Regions from separate parts of the Homo sapiens genome. Here region 1 is linked to region 2. A link is an interaction called in ENCODE POLR2A ChIA-PET data of the cell type or tissue named here. Cell type or tissue: MCF 10A. All regions are shown on one strand. Each heading gives the region's core, and the rest is flanking DNA. Links, peaks and the distances in the headings are about the cores only.

Region 1 (8,335 bases), core at 280-8,279, 87 kb before region 2:
CAGGTCCCGACGGGGTTCCTCCAGCCACCCCACCCCCACCCTTCCCAGTCACATAAGCCAATTAACTCCTTCTTTCATTCAAATTCATTTCAGTTGGCTTACAGTTACTTGACTAATCTTGTCCAGCCCCTTTAGAATCCCAGTCCTTGGTCATCCATACTTAAAAATACCATCTTCTCCAGAAGGAACCCAACAGGCACATATATTCTCTTGGCACATTAGCAGAAATTATTCTCTCAGATAACCTGGTTGTCACGGAGTGATGACAGAGCCCAAAGGAAATGGTGCACACCATAGGAAGATCTGGTAGAAGACAGGTAAAGGAAAAGACCTGGGTCATGGGGGAAACAGAGGAGGGAGGGTGGAAGGAAGGTGTAATGTTGAGTGAATGAATGTTGCGGGTAGAAACAAACCATTACAGCCCTAGACATCGAGAGAAAAATGGAGGTTAAAAAAAGAGAGGGGAGGTCAGGTGCAGTGCCTCATGCCTGTAATCCCAGCACTTTGGGAGGCCAAGGTGGGTGGATTACCTGAGGTCAGGAGTTTGAGACCAGCCTGACCAAGATAGTGAAACTCTGTCTCTACTGAAAATACAAACAAATTAGCCAGGTGTGGTGGTAGGCACCTGTAATCCCAGCTACTTGGGAGGCTGAGGCAGGAGAATCGCTTGAACCCGGGAGGCAGAGGTTGTGGTGAGCTGAGATCACGCCACTGCACTCCAGCCTGGGTGACAGAGAGAGACTCTGTCTCAAAAAAAAAAAAAAAAAAAAAGGGGAGGTGGCAGCTTCTCAATTCTACCTCATGCCTCTCCACTCCTACTAGGGTTTTCAGTTATTCTTGACTCTCATAAATCTCGATAATGTATTCCAATCACAGTTCCTGGAGCAGGTGGGTCAGCAGTGGGCCCATCCTAGGGGAGGGAGTCCACCTATTCCTGGATGTGCTCCGTGAGCTGCTGGGAGTGGGCACGGACAGAGTGCCCACAGCTTTCTGGAACATCCCACGGTAGAAAAAGGAGAGCCACAGAAAAGCAACACAAAACAATCTCCTCGTGCAGTTTGCTTATTGTTGGAGTTTGAAATTCTGCCAAGTGCTCATACTTCTTTGTTGTCAGCAGTTTAGTTTGAGACAATAGAGAAAACAGCTCTTTTGGCTTCTACCTAAACTTTAGCAGAGAAAAGAACAGCTTCAGAAGTTGAACTCAAATGGTCTTCTTACCTTATTTGCCCTGACCCTGAGTTGCACTGTGCTAGCAAAGAATGGAGAACATGGGGCCTGGAAATGCTGTGTTTATGAGACGAGGCTTGGGCTCACACATTCTCTGAGTCACAGCCTCTGGAGTTGGTGGTGATTAAGTAGGGATGTGGGAGGGAAGCACTGTGCCAACTTGAGAACCCCCTTTTTGGACTCAGCATTTTAACCAAACTTGAAAACTCAAATCTTTCAGCTTTAGGAGTTTATTTTCTCTTGGAAAATATCTGGATCCTTTTTATTTTCTGTACGAGGGAAGGAAAAGGCCAAGAATAAAGATGACAGGTTTATTTGGACATAAAATCATTGTTGGACAACTGTTTTTTGCTGAGTTAAGTGTCAAAAATGTCTGTAATTTACAGAATAAATTTTCCTGAAATTACACAGGGGGTGGTTAATTGACAGCAAACTGCTTGAGCTGTTTGGCTGTGGCACTGTTGTCCTTTCAGAGAACTTGGGTCCCTCCCTTCCAGTCCAGAGCTTCTGGGGCAGAATATTTATTTTGAGCACCAGGGTCTGACCCACACCTGCTCAAATCTTCAGTTCCCAGCTTTGCCTAAATGCCCTCATTTCTGAGCAACCATGAGGCTAGCTTCTAGTTTGTTTGTAAGATCTGCAGGCATCCATTTTGATGGTGTCATTGATAATTTTGTATGTGAATCTCAAAAACACTTGTAAAGAATTTGAGTTTTCTATGGCCTGGAGGGGAGGGAAGTTGTATCCTCCCTATTTAGTAAAGATGACTGACAGCTTTCCTGTATATGGCAGGCTGTCTGTCGATTGGTGGCTTTACATCTTAGAGGAGGGCTCTCTGGAGTTTTCCATTCCTATATCTATGGGTTCTGACCCATGGCTGTCTCACTTCCCTGTTTTCTGGCTGGTTTGGCAGAGATGCCTTATTACATGGGTCCTATCTGGAGGCCCAGAACAGCCTATGAAATTTTATGTCACTGCAGAAAATGGCTTCTTTCAAAATAACATTTTACATAGCCTGGCTTTCTTAATTAATGTGCTGTGGGGAGTTTTCTTAACTCTTACTTGTTCATTGGCTTTCTTGTGCTGGTGTAAGGACTCTACATCATCATTAATTGACATTAATGACATTACTTGACATTTAGGTAGCACCAGATCCACCTTTAAAACCTGAGGATAAATTATAATTTGTTGTAATACATAAGGAAGGAAGAGAATCTGGAAGGAGTCATGAAGCACAGGGAGTGAGACCTCCCTAGAGAAGCTAGCGTAAGCTTTGATTCTGCCTTAACAGGATCCCATACATCTCAATGCAGAAAGAAAACAGTTTCCAGGATGTGGCACCAGGCTTCCCCACACAGGGTCCTGTGGCACAACACAGTTTACTGCTCCATGCCACAGGGTCCCTCGCTGTAAGAGCAAGAATTGGGTCCACTCAGGGCCCGTCAGGAGGGAGAGTTTTATGTTCATGGTATTCAAGTGTTCTGACGTGGGAACACTATGGGGAAGTTCCCTTCCTCTGATATCAGACAGTCTGTGAAGAGGTGAAAGCTCCCCAGTGAGCAACCTTTCCCCAGCCTCTCCTGACTGAAGTGGAAATGATGTCTGAGCAGAATAAGCCAGTCGATGAATTCATTCTTTGAACTTCTCTGACTGGGAAGTGGTTCTGAGACTTTGAAAATCTTCAAAGATCTCAGCTCATGAAATCAATAGTTCATTTTTTAAGTTGCCAGAGTTAAGGCAAGCATTCTACTCAGAAAAGAGTGGGAAGGTCCTCCTAGTTGAAGACCCAGACACTAAAAAGAATAAAAAGCTAGGAAGGCTATGGTCCCTGCCCTTAAGGTACTTTCTAGGGAAGAATGAAGGTCAAGACTGCCCATGGCCCTGGAATCAGCACAGGAGTCAGAGGTGAGAGCAGGCACATTGGGCATGGAGTGGGCGAGGGAAAACAAGGAAGGGATAAGGGCCTTTTCTGTGTAAGTGATTATATATGCTGAAAGTTGAGTGACAATGGAAATAATCTGAAATATGTCCCATCTGTGTGCATTTCTTGACTGATAATTTTGAAACAAGGTACTAAGACTAATGACACATAATTTTTTTGATATTTTCTTTTTTTAAAATTTTAGTTTAAGTTCTGGGATACATGTGCAGAATGTGCAGGTTTGTTACATAGGTATACATGTACCATGGTGGTTTGCTACACCTATTAACCCGTCTTCTAGGTTTTAAGCCCCGCATGCATTAAGTATTTGTCCTAATGCTCTCCCTCCCCTTTCCCCTCACCCGCCCGACAGGCCCCAGTGTGTGGTGTTCCTCTCCCTGTCACATAATATTTATTAAGCACTTACTAGGTATCAGGTATTATGCTATGAATTTACATGAACTCTCATGAATTATCTCATGTAATCCTTACCATAAATTATATGAGCTTTGTACAATTATACCCTCTCTTTTTTAGACAAGAAAACTGAAATGCCAAGAGGTCAAATAACTTGCCCAGGGCCCCTCAGCTAGTTGATGCAAGAACTAGGATATAAATTCACGGTTATCCCACTCCAGTGCTTTTCCTCTTAATCATCTTTTTTGTTGGATAGCTTGTTTTTGGTTTTTGTGTGTTATTGAGACCTGAGTAACAGTCTTACAGCCCCGGATCCTGAAAGAATCTGCCAGAACTGAGGAAGTTGTCATGCGTCTCTGTTTTGGAGTCGTGTGCTGCATGGCAGAAGTGAGCATGGCTAGCGTTCACCTATCTCCAGGATCATCTGCAGGAGGCCTGGGCTGTGGCGGGCGCTATGCAGGGAGCGCCCTGCATGGTTTTTCCCTCTCAGTCATGCTGATACTTCATCCATCTGCCTTGTTGGCTCTTAAACTGCAAACAGGAAATGAAACTGAAAAAAGCGGAAAACGGTGCTTTCAAGAAAAGGAAAAGCATCTTCCTTGAGGCACTGGCACTCTGAGAAGGGGAGTGATGACTAAGAGGTTTGTGAGACGCTGTTACCTGGTGATGAGGAGCCACAAAAACTAGATGCAGAATAGGAGTGCCGTGTGTGCCTGTGCATAGCTGGAGCCCAGCCTCTTGTCAGTGGATGGTGGAGTGTGAGTTGTCAGCTTCAAGCAGGATGTCAACTAAGCCTGCAGCACCCTGAGGGCAAACGGTTCAATAAAACACACACTTGATGAGAATGTTCAGCTTACAGATGTCACTAAGCTTCAGCCATGGTTGCTAAGAGTAAATAAATCACTGCTTGCAACTTTGGATCCCACAAACCTGATGCTCTCTTTTCTCACCCACGGGGGAGAAGAGATACAGGATAAACCCTGCTTCTTGGCAGTCAGTCTCAGCAATATCGTTTTGTGTTTTGAAACTGCTAGCAAATCATGACTGAGCCAGTCCACTGCTTTGAGCAGGTAGTGGTGGACTATTCATTTTGTGTTACCGACGAGAATCCCAAGAAGAGCAAAAATCCCGAGATGCAGGGAAGTAGGCAACATCAGAGTCCCAAGCTCGTCCTGCATTTATTCCTTCTGACTCAAGATGGCAGGAGTAGGGTGTGACAGTTGCTTGATCCTGGGAGGGGCATGATTGCATTTTCTCCTGACTTCAGTGGTCATTGTTCTTTAATGTTGTATCCTTGGGCAGCATGTGATCTGTCAGAGTCTGGGGGACCTGTTCTTTCCTGGTGAAGAAACATTGCTCAGAAATAGCAATGGTGTTTGCAAACAGCAGACACAGGTAGCAAGCAAAGGATGCTCTGCTATGTGTGTGTCTAGGTAATCCTCCCACATACATTTTATCTTAAAAATATGTATTAAATTATAAGACTCTTAGAAAATACTTGTCCCTATACTTGGGAAATTAAGAAATAATACAGGCATCACCTCACCCTCCTCACTTCCCAGTCATTATCATGTTTGCATGTGAATTTCTACTTAGGAAATTTCTTTACATCTGTGGTGTAAGTCCACAAACATTTGCTGAGCCCCTAACACGCACTAGCTACAGAGCTGGCTGGAGAAGGTTTGGGAAGTTTTGGGAGTGTCAATTTAACCAAATGGTAAGTAACTTAAATATGGTTTTTAAAAAGTAAAACAAATGGGGTTATACTATGCAGTAGAATTTTTAAAAGTGGATGAATCAAATTTTAATATAAACTGAGACTTCAAAAAGGGGCTACACAGCTTCTGTATGAAGAATGGACTAAATGGAGTAGAGGGAAGAATGTCTGCAGAGGCCCTTGCAGTTGGTTGAGGTAGACCCCATGGCAGATGAAAACCAAATGAGGTCAGTGAGTGAGAAGGAAGGAAACAGAGTGGAAGATAGAAGTTCTCATAAAGTGGAGCTGAGAGGACTTGTGATTGGTGCAGATGGTGCGAGAGGCAGAGGGAGGTGTTAATGTTATTGACTGCTTTCCTTGACTAATTTCCAGAAATTAGATGTGTCGACTCTGAAGCCACATCGCAGCACTTTGTCTTGTGCCATTGCCACATGATAATGCAAACAGCAGTAATCCTATGAGCTCACGTTGGTGCGTTCACACCACATGCTAGGCATCATGTGACCTCTTCCCACGCGTTCTCTTGTTTAATGTTTACATCCACCTATGAGGTAGGCTCTATTCTCATACTTCTTTCACAGATGGAAAAAACTTGAGGCTCAGAGAGGTTAGGCAACTTGCCCAGGATTAAACAGTTATTCATATGCCAGCACCCAGGTGACTAGAACACCAAGAAGGCATCTTCCAGGATGAAGGACCATACATAAATACAAACAGCAACTCCTCAGTTTTATTAGAATCCATTGACTATGAACCTTTCTTCATAATCTGCTTTGTTTTGGATGTTAGTAACATACCCCCACTTTACGTACCTTCTATAACATTTTAACAATTTTGTAAGAAGCCCTCTTAAGAGGTGTAAACCCCTGACCTCTTATATAGAGAATTTTGCACATAATTCAGCCTTTGGTTGAAACTTTATTTTGCTATCAGGAACACCCATAATGTAATTGGGAGAGACCTGGGGTGCTGAGGTGAGCAGGGTTCTTCGCTCCCAGGAGGCCAGCTCTTCCCTGTTTCTCTAGAGCCCACCTCACTCCACTGCGACCTCCATTCCCACAGCCTTCATTCCCACCTCATCACCCGCTCTGATGCTGCTTCCTTGTCTGCCGTCTGCTGAAGCTTCCCTCCGTCCTCCTGCTTTTATCTTCCTGTCTCCCCTTCCCAGCATTTCTCAGCTTTCACAGGGAACACGCTGTCTTGTACTGATGCTAGATCTATGATATGCTGACTGCCAGACACTGGGAGAGCTCTACTTCCACAGCCCTGCTGAATCCTCACCACAGACCTAGGGGTGTCTCATTCTGGTTCCAGCAGAGAGCAGCAGGCGCAGGAGGCAGCCATTTACCTCCGCAGGCATGCCCACTGCTCTTGAGTGTGGAGCTGGGATTCAAACCCACGTCTCCTTAATTTCAATCCTGCTTCCTTAGGTGCAGGGAGTGCTACCTGTAATAAGGAGGCCCAGGGAAGGAGATTGCTCTTGGCCTTCCATGTAACAAACCCAGACATAAGCTTTAGTCTGTGCTGCTTCTGTTGTTTTTATTATGGCAGTGACAAGCTCAAGGGCAATTCTTAGGGAGGCTGTTGAGTCCTGCCTGGGAGATGGTAAGGAGCACGGGCTCCAGAGGCAGATTGCTAAGGCCCAGCTTTTCACTTCCACACGCTTGCTGCGCGATGTGGGGATAATACTGGTACCTAGCTCATCATGCTGTAAGGAGTATATGCAAGTATATAAGGAGTATTTAAATCAGTCTTACAAGTAATGATGATAGTAGTAGTAGTGATGATGATGATGATGATGATGCGATGATGGCAGCTTGCTCCATGTCAAGTACTGCTCAAGTGCCTTATGCAGAGTAACACACTTACCCCTCACATCAACCCTCTGAGGTAGGTGCTGTGATTTTCCCCTCTCAGGGGTTGAGAGAACTAAGGCACAAAGCGACGAGGCAGCTTGCCTGAGTGCACACATCAGGGAAGTGGTGGAGATGAGGTGCAGACCCAGGCGGCCCTGCTTTAGTGTGTGGGACATCCTGCTCTACCATGTGCCAGGCAGAGCTACTTTGTCTGCCCCGCTCCCTCACCCTCACTTTTATGTCTGGGTGGGGTCTTTATGGCTTCACTCTCATGCCTCTCATTCACTTTCTCCCCTTCTCTCCTCTCTCCTCCTCTTCCGTTCTCCCTCCTTTTTCTCACTCTCTCTTCTTTCCAGTCCCCAGTTGTCCTCTGTCTCTAGAACCTGCGGTTGCTGCAAGGTTGCCTCCAGGTAATGGAGCTGTTGCTGCTAGGTGTGTCTTGCCCCCGCTGCATGGCCGCTACCCCCATAGCCACGCCTGCTCCTGAGCTCATCTGCTGCAGAGCATTAGTTGCTACCTTGCCACCCATTAAGCCCATGTATCATAATTGTACATTTTTTTGGTTGAAAGCCAAATGATGAAGCTAATAAGGTTCATGCTGGGAACAGATGTTCTTACTTCTGCCCAGATGCTGTACATGACAAGGACTTGCTGGCGCTTGGTGTCAGCGAGACTCTTGTACTCTCATTTGAAGTGTTTCTGGCTGAAGGGTTCTTAGGAAGGGCTGAAAAGTCATGCTGTCCTTATATGCAGGAGCTGGGCACAGGTCTTGAGGGGTAGGAGGTAGTCATCCTCGGTACTTTATAATCCATCTGCTTCATGAGGACATCATCCCATGCCTATTTGCAAACTGCCTTTGTTTGCATTTTATAATGACGCATTCAGATTTTTGCTTTTCTGGTTGTTTCAATCTCAAGCTAATTGGCAGTGAACAATTCTTCCATTTTCTGCTTTATTTCCTCATCTCTCCCTACTTGGAAATCAAGAAAAGTTTTTTTTCTCCTCTCATTAAGAATCTTAAATGATTATGCTAATATCATTCATTCATTCAATGTTTATTGAGTGCTTTCTATGTATAAGGCACTGGGATGTAAAACCGGATTTCTTCTTTTACGGCATTTACATTCTAGTCAGGAGAGATAATAAACAAATAAATAAACAACCTAATTTCAAATTAGAGGAGTGCTGTGAAGGAAT
Region 2 (8,335 bases), core at 70-8,069:
TCTGGGTGTGCACTGATAGAAGAACCCAACAGCCAGGCCCACGGGACGAGGACATCTGTCTCACTGCTCTGCTCCTTCCTGCCTGTGACCTCACAGAGGCCTCAATTGGATCAGGCAATTTGTATGGTCAGGATCAAATGCTGCCCAATTTAATTCAATTACTCTTCACCACAAGAGAAAATATGGTTATTATAATGACAGGACCTCTGTGAAGAATGCAGGCTCCCAGCCAGCGACCTGCCAGCACGTTGCCAAGCTGTGAGGAACAGCCACGGTGCAGATGATGCTGATTGGAAGGGATGGGGCAGAGCTGTGCCTGCTCCCGAGCACTCACACGAGTGACTGAATCCTTTGCCACAGTTGCCCAGGGGCACCTTTCCCACAAACCCACAGAGAAGTGGGCATAGCTGTGGCTGAAGCTCAGAGTGGAGCTGCCAGGTTGAGCTGTGACATGATAACTGAATTATTTACCAAATCCTGGGGAGAAGAGAAGAAGCAGAAGTAGTGACAGCAGCAAGCAGAGGAAAGGGAGCTATTTTCCAAGATTACCATTTTAAGAGAAATTTCTTACTTATGGTTCATAAGTCTCTATGACAAATTTGACAACTAAGAAGATAATGTCGACCTGGAATCTTTTCTTCAACTTCATCTTATCCTAACTGCTCGTTACCTCACCATATTTAATAATAATTGAAACCACCATTTACTCGGCATTTACTGTTGGCCAGCTGCTGTTTTCATGGATCCATTCCTGTTGGTCTCTCAAGAATCCTGTGAGCTAAGCGTCCTATTAACCCCATTTTAGAGATGAGAAAAATGAGGCTGCAGGAGACTGAGCAGCCTGCCCAGGGTCATATCGCTAGTAAGTGACAAGATAGGACTTAAGCCAACTGATCACAAAGCCCTTCTTCTTGACCTTTATGCCCTTGGCCTTATTTTCTCAAATTGCCTTTGCCTTTATAGATGTGTCCTCATGTCACTGAAGAGGGAGAAATGCTCCCCAATACTCTCAAGTACATTGGATACACAGAACCTGTGTCTACACGGAATCATATCATCATTTCTTAACCAGTATAGTGGCTGGACACATGGGGCTCTGGGTTCAAATCTCAGCTCTGCCACTTCCTAGCTGCACGGCTACTGTAGGTTACCTAATTCCCTGTGTTTCAGTTCCCTCATGTGCAAATGAGGAGACTATTTCCTCATGGGGTTGTGGAGAGGACTAACAGAATCAACACACTTAAAGCACTTAGAGTGGTACCTGGAAAAATTGTTCAAAAATTAGTGGCTATTATCCATTTTTATCACTTCCCTTCTGAAAGCAAATAATGCAAAAATAGGAGGTGAGAAGGTGAGGGATGTTTTCTTGGCATGCACCCAAGACACTTCCGGAGGTAGTCCAGGGCATATTTGCAGTGCCAATGATAGAGTTAAGCTGGGTGCCATGGTCAAGAGTAGTAATACTGACTACCAGCCTAGCACCCGTGAGGGTGGGGGAGGCTGTAGGAGATCTGAGCAACTCATAAGCAAAATCCTTCTAGGATCGAGTGAAGAGTTCCTTTAACTTTATCTCCTGTCCTAGGCTCTGCCTCTTTTCACTCAGGAGCACAACCAATGGCAGAGACTGGAGGACTGATACAAGACAAGGGGGCAGTACCCACTCCTCAGGCCACCTTGTTAACAGGCACTGGCTGGGCTGATCCACATTCCCTCAGGCCCACTTCCCCCTGCTAAGGAGGAAGAGGGAAGCTGTGACTCTTTTGTAGACCAACTACGAACACAGATAAGCAGGGGCCTCTTGGCCCAGTACTCGGTGTCCATTGACACAGAATGTCCTTCACCCATATCTCTGAGTTTGCCCACATGCTTCCTTTAGAAGCAGTTGGGTCTAGCAGCCTTTCAGGGAATTATGAAAACTCTAAAAACCCACAGGAATTTTCCCAAGCCCTTACCACACATCCCACACTTGCCTGGGTCATCATGGTGACTCTGTTGCAAAGCCAGGGTGAAGCGTCTTCAACCTGAAGACATGTAGTCCAAGTGAAGACATGTAGTCTGAGTGCTTTGAGTCATACTTACATTGTTAATGATCGTTCTTGGACTTGAATTTTATTTTAGGGCCAGGATCACTTTTTCTAGGTGTCATAAATCCAAGCTAATATGCATATCAGTATGTACCAAATAGTACCAGCTTTGGCATCCAGCTATATGGTACTTTTGATGCTAGGGATGGCAGAGCTCAGCATGGGGGAGCTGTTCTTCTCCATCAGAACCCATGTGAGGGCATGTTACTCTGACGTATGGGATGATGTTCACCATGGTCAGTGTCTGTTGTGATTGTTTACAAAGACTTAGTCCTTGTCCTTTGCTTTCAGATCCCAGTGGAGGGCGCAGCTCATTCTAACAGAAGCCAGCTTTTTTTGGGAAGTTTTGACTGAACTTTAGGGAGTTGTGATTCTGAGAATGGTGTTTTCATACAGTAAAGAGTAACCGGTTTGCTGTCCTAACTAGAAATGGTATTTTTTTTTTCTGTGAGATAGTAGCTCCAAGAAATGGGATGAGACTGAATAGAAAAGCAAAGACCTGGCTTCTCTTCTTTGTTCTACACTTTTGAGCAAGTCCTTTTGCCTCCCAGACTCAGTTTCCCCATTGCTGTGGATATTGACATCAATGATTCCTACAGCCCACCCTGTCTCTTGCAAATGAATTGAATTAGTCTTTAATGCCCCAAATGGTTCAGTGGTAAGCACTGTAAATCTAAGTTAAAATTGCTGGTATTACACAAGGGAAATAAATGTTTCCAGCTCCAGGAAGATCAGCAGCTCACAGCTGTAGCTGGAAATGAGGACATACAGGCTGACAAACTGTAGACACGACCATCTCTTGGGTCTTCCGAAGGGAACCTGGGGAGAAAATGGCAGCCCCATCAGGTAACTGCATCAGTGTACCCTGAAGAGATGCTACCTTGATTTCCACACCAGCTGAGCACCTGAATAATTATATTTGAAGCAGCACAGGGCATAGAACAGATTTACTTAGCATCTGGGGAGCCAATTGCACCCAGGCCTGCCCAAACTGGTCTTTCTCATTGCAGGGTGTGGGAGAACATAGGGCTTTGTGGGTCCCTGGGGACCTGCCAGGCCCAAGGCTGTTGCTCAGCTGTGGGAGGCACGCCAGTTCTCAGGTCTGCTAATGAGTGGTGTGGTGTCTGGCAAGGAACTTGCCTGGAGTGAGTGTGACTAACCATGAATCTTTTCAATAATGCTGACAATTCATTCTCTTTTCTCTCCTTTACCCGCTCTCTTTGCTGGAGCTGGCTGAAATAGGAGCAAATTAGTCTCATTCTGGAAAAGGCAGGGCATGATAAAGGACCCCCTAAAAGGTTTCCAGAGCTCCGTGCCTGAATGTTTTGCAGTCCGTGTAATTATCTGACTTGGGTGAGTCGACAGGGTATTTTTTTTGTTGTTATTTTCTACACTCAATAGCAGGTGGCATCTGAAGAAGTGCCTTGTTACTGTTCCACTGGACTATTGAACAAATTTACATTTGACACCAGCAAAGGTAGTGTCATTATTATTCTATGTGTGTTCCAACCCGAACTGATGACCCTCCATTTCCTGTTCAAAGGCTATGTTTCTTTCAAGGGAAAGATAATGTTTCCACCCCTACATGGAAATGTGGTAGACCTTAAATGCCCTGGACTTCTAACCGGGGGTGGGAGCTGAAGAGGGAATGAACCTTTCCTCTTCTCCCTGCTGCCACCCGTTTTGTTGTTTGATTAAGTGTTCTCTGAGTGTCTAACACCTGAGCTGAACCTTGCATTCTCTCACTGGGAAGGTGTGTACCTGTGTGCTGCTGCGTGTCTCTTGGGAAAGTTGGTCATGCCATCTGTTGGTTAGTGAGTTGGAAGGCTTTCAGGTTCTGCTAATATTGGATCGAAACTTTTAGAAAGGAATAGAAGTTGTCTAATGAATGTGGTGTCATCATCATGGGTTAGACCTCTGAGTATGACTCAAACACACTTTCTTAATAACAGAGGAAAAGCATTTAATATTTGAAATACATGAGCAAGTGAAAGAAAAAGAAATACACGGAGAGTTGGAAAGTTTCAAACAGTTTTAACGTTCCTTATTCTCTAAAATAAACATACTGTCTAGCTCAAACCTGCTTTCCACCTTTTCGTATTTAGGCTTGTTTCTTCTTTCTTTCTTGGCCTTGTGGGACTACTATTAACTTCTAAAGAGGTTCAAAATGGTAACTGGAGGTATCAAAGCTATCTTTTCCAGATTAAAACTTGGGACATGTGTTCCAGCATGTGTCAGAATATTTTCAGGAATGATACGTGAATGTATTTAAAATTAGAGTTTTCTCTGACTATTCTGAACATAGAACTCCTTTCATTTTCTGACTACCTTGTATTCAGAGGCATCATAGATTACAGTTTCATGTAGGAGTTGCAACTGATGGCCCAAGGTCGGATCTCGGTTTTAGTCATGTTTTGTATAATGTACAAAATGTGCTGTTGTGTAATGTACAAAATGTACTGTTTCAAAAACCAGGAAATTTCACATAAACATCTAGATTTCTAACTTCTAAAAATTCTAAAATCTGGCAACACTGACTACAGAGGCCCAGAATGGTAATGCTATTAGAACTAAATGGCTGCTGCCTGTTCACAGGATGCTTTGCCACGTGCCTCACCACTGTCTAGTGCCTCATATTTAGCCTTCCTCACCTCTTTCCATTGTGTGTCTGGCCTCTGTAAGCATTTGAATTTGTGTTTGTTGATTTTGTCATACAGTCCACTTGTGGTTGAGGCTTCTGGCTACTCATCATCAGAGAAGGGATATGGCTTCTTGACTTTGGTTGAGTCAGGTCCCATCTCAGAGAGCTGGTCCTTAGTACAAAGTTGGTCATAAGCTGACATCTTATACCTCAGTTATTGAAAACCCCAATACCTCTGATATGTTCCATTTTTGCTTCTTTGATTAGAGTAGATCTCATCATTAATGGGTAGTTTGGTTTATTCCTTGGTATTGTGAAATGAGAGACATAAACATCTTGTATGTATTGTTTGCTACATGCTTGTTCATTGCATTTGGAACCAATTTTGTAACCACAATAACCATTTATAGAAGAGTAGATGGCCGGGTCAGGGGGTGAGAATGGGAAATAAGACAACTATTTGGCTTCTAGAGAATAAATTGATTGATTATGATATATTGAATAAATTAGTAATTCTTTTTTTTTTTTTTTTTGAGACAGAGTTTTGCTCTTGTTACCCAGGCTGCAGTGCAATGGCACGATCTCGTCTCACTGCAACCTCTGTCTCCCAGGTTCCAGCAATTCTCCTGCCTCAGCCTCCTGAGTAGCTGGGATTACAGGCATGCGCCACCACACCCAGCTAATTTTGCACTTTTAGTAGAGATGGGGTTTCTCCATGTTGGTCAGGCTGGTCTTGAACTCCCGACCTCAGGTGATCCACCTGCCTTGGCCTCCCAAAGTGCTGGGATTACAGGCATGAGCAACCACGCCTGGCCAAATTAGTAATTCTTACAATGTTTCACACTTGTTCAGTAAGGGAAAAGCATTACATCTATGGAGCTTTTTGAATTCTTTGACGTTGTCTTAAACAATGCTTCATAACTTCTCTTTGTCTGAGAATATTAATAAACTGTCTCTGTCATTTTCTTATAAAAACCTATAGATATAACTTAAATTTTTAACAAAATTCTTTTGGAAAATGAAAAGGTGATTGACATGTACATTCAGGCAGGTAAACAAGTATTACTGAAAATTATGGTGTCATTTAAGAGCCTTGTCAGACAGTAGGTCAGCAGGAGTGGAACTTTATTCATTCATTCATTCAGCAGATATTTACTAAGCACCCCACTCCAAGTGGAACCACATGAAATTGGAAATATCTATAAAGACAGAAATCTCCTGTGGTTCAATCTGAAGCCTGCTAGGTGCTATGTTAGGCACTGTGGATACAAGGAGAATAACAGGGATAGTCATGCTAACAAACAGTGCGATGAAGAGTTCTAAGTGCTGTGACAGATGCATAGAGGAATCCAGTGAGGACCTGGAGAAGCAGGTGCCAATTCTACTTAGGGGATAGGATTGGCAAACAGCTTCAAAACAAAGGGGATGCTCAAAATGAATCCTTGAAGAAAATGCTAATGATATTAAAATATTCTTGCCTGTGGTGAAGGCAGAGTGGGTGTGGGCATGGGTGGGGATGGAGATCAGCATACAAGCCCAAGGGAACAGTGAATAGACATAAAGGCATGCCACAAAATTCCTGGAGTTGTGAGTGCTTTGGGCATGTGGCAGGGCTAGACAAGTGGGCTTGGGGCCACAGAGACCACCTTGGGAGCTCCTCATTATTGTGTTAGAGAAGAAAAGCCATTAATGCATTTCCAGCAGGGATGGGGGCATGGTGAAACTCGCCTCTCAGGAAGGTTATTCTCTTTTCAGTATGGGACAGAAGCCAAGATGTAGGCCAGGAGAACTGCATGTATCACTGATTTGACCGGAACAAGAGCTTAGTGAGGTAGGTAAGTGAATGCCGGTTATTTTATGTCAGAAGATATTCTGGAAGAGATTCATAGATTATTCAAATGAAAGAGATTTCAGAGATATTTCATAATGGATATAGTAATCCCCTAGATTTATATGCAATATTTCCATGACCTAAAATCCATGGAAAATGCAGTCTTCTTTTTATAATTATTAATAACATTGGCTAATATAAATTAGGGGATACTACTACAGCATGTGTTCAGGGGTTCGTATTTATCTTATATTATGCTCATATAACTCTTATCAAGTAGGTATCATTACAATTCCCATATTTCAGAAGAGGAAACTGGAGCACAGAGAGGTTGAGTACTAGGCCAAAAATTACACAGCTCCTAAGTGTTGGAGGCAGGGTTCACGCTGAGTCCATGTTGCTCTAGTTGTGACATAGAAATGACAATAATAAGGACTTCTGACTCTTCAAATACTTCTAGAGATCCATAATCAACTAGGTTTCAGTCCCCAGGATGCAGTTTTCAGGTGCCAGTCTAGACCACTTGATGTTGAAGGGAATAGGAACCCACCCATGCATTTGCATGTGTGCTCACACAAACACTTGGAAATGGACTTACCCCATTCTGAATCCTGAATTTGTACATATCCAAGAATACAACAAAAAAGGCAATAAGATGTTCATATTGGTGATGTTTCTCAAGCAAGTTTCCTCTTAATGAAATAGAACTAGAATACTGCCATGACCTAAATTCCAGAGATTTTGCAGGCAACAGCCAGCTACCATTGATACAGTAATTGATTCTCCTTGGAAGAATGGCAATGGCAATTATTCATTGGCACAACCCTAGGGAACATAAAGGGAATGAAAAGAGAGAGAATTACAGGTGAGACCTCTTGAGGCCCTTTGTCAATCACCACCTTTTCACAAGCACAATAGGATTTGGTTTTCTGTGTGGTCCCAAAACCCTTTATGCTGCAAGTCACTGGCTCTGTCCTTTCCAGAAGTCCAGAGGCCACTTTTGCAACTTTGCCTCCCTCCTGATCTCAGTAGAGCACTAAAAGCCAGGACTTGGTATGACTCAGGTAGTCCTGGAATGGAAAAGAGGAAGAATGTGGAAGCCCCCAAGGGGACACAAGTCCCATCATCTCTTCCCTTCCCACCACCCTCCTCTCATTTCCCTCACTCCTGAGCTCAGCTGGTAGCAGTAGTAGCCTCTGTAAGAAGAAAACCAAGACTTGATCTCAGATGGATTGACAGGTGTTTCAAAAGAGACATTATTGGGAAAATGCCAAAGGGAAAGTATGAAGAGCAAAGAAGTGGAGAAGTCAGGAAAAGAACCTTCTTGTTAATTACTATTAGTGTAGGGAAATCTTAGCCCTGGAAGTGGGAAAGGGGAAAGTGTTCCTGGCACACCACAGCCTGCCATTCTAATTAACCCTGAGCTAACTCCAGTGATGGCTAAATCCCCAATTTCATTGGCTTAGAACAAAGTTTAGTTTTTGATTAAAGAACAACGTAAGGTGAGTCCTTGGCAAACAGCCTTCCACACAGTGTTTCAGAGATCCAGGCTCTTTCTATATTGTGGTTCCACCATCCCCAGTGCCTCAGATCCTTCATTCCAGCCAGTGATGGGGATTGAAAGAGAGCTTGGAAGATGACAGGAAGGTTTTCATGGGCCAGGTCAAAGTGACACACATCACTCCCATCCATGTTCCTATGCCCAGGTCTGAGGCTGTGTGAACCCACTTTGATAGCAGGGCAGCTGCTTCCTGGTCACAACTCTGTAGAAGGGAAGCC

The links. Peaks named below come from ENCODE experiments on the same cell type or tissue, not always from the same donor. Only the 100,000 strongest peaks of a DNase experiment are listed, where the experiment ranks them.
Region 1: POLR2A ChIA-PET joins it to region 2 with 21 read pairs; 2 of 35 experiments call an interaction of 5 or more read pairs at or near these places.

The regions. Positions count from the first base shown.
Region 1 is chr13:40,142,699-40,151,033 of GRCh38, reverse strand. All of the region lies in intron 1 of LOC124903162, which reads left to right. Among named protein-coding and RNA genes, the nearest start is that of LINC00332, 35 kb to the left of the region's middle. In MCF 10A, for the core only: a CTCF peak has its summit at 4,774 (motif pointing right); DNase peaks (open chromatin) are centred at 1,303 and 4,773.
Region 2 is chr13:40,055,300-40,063,634 of GRCh38, reverse strand. LOC105370171 (a long non-coding RNA gene) reads right to left here and starts at 66. Exons shown (of 2, transcript XR_941894.2): 1 at 1-66. RefSeq lists enhancers at 2,997-3,126, 4,373-4,562. In MCF 10A, for the core only: no CTCF peak of the experiment used is centred there; DNase peaks (open chromatin) are centred at 1,974, 3,144, 3,884 and 4,644.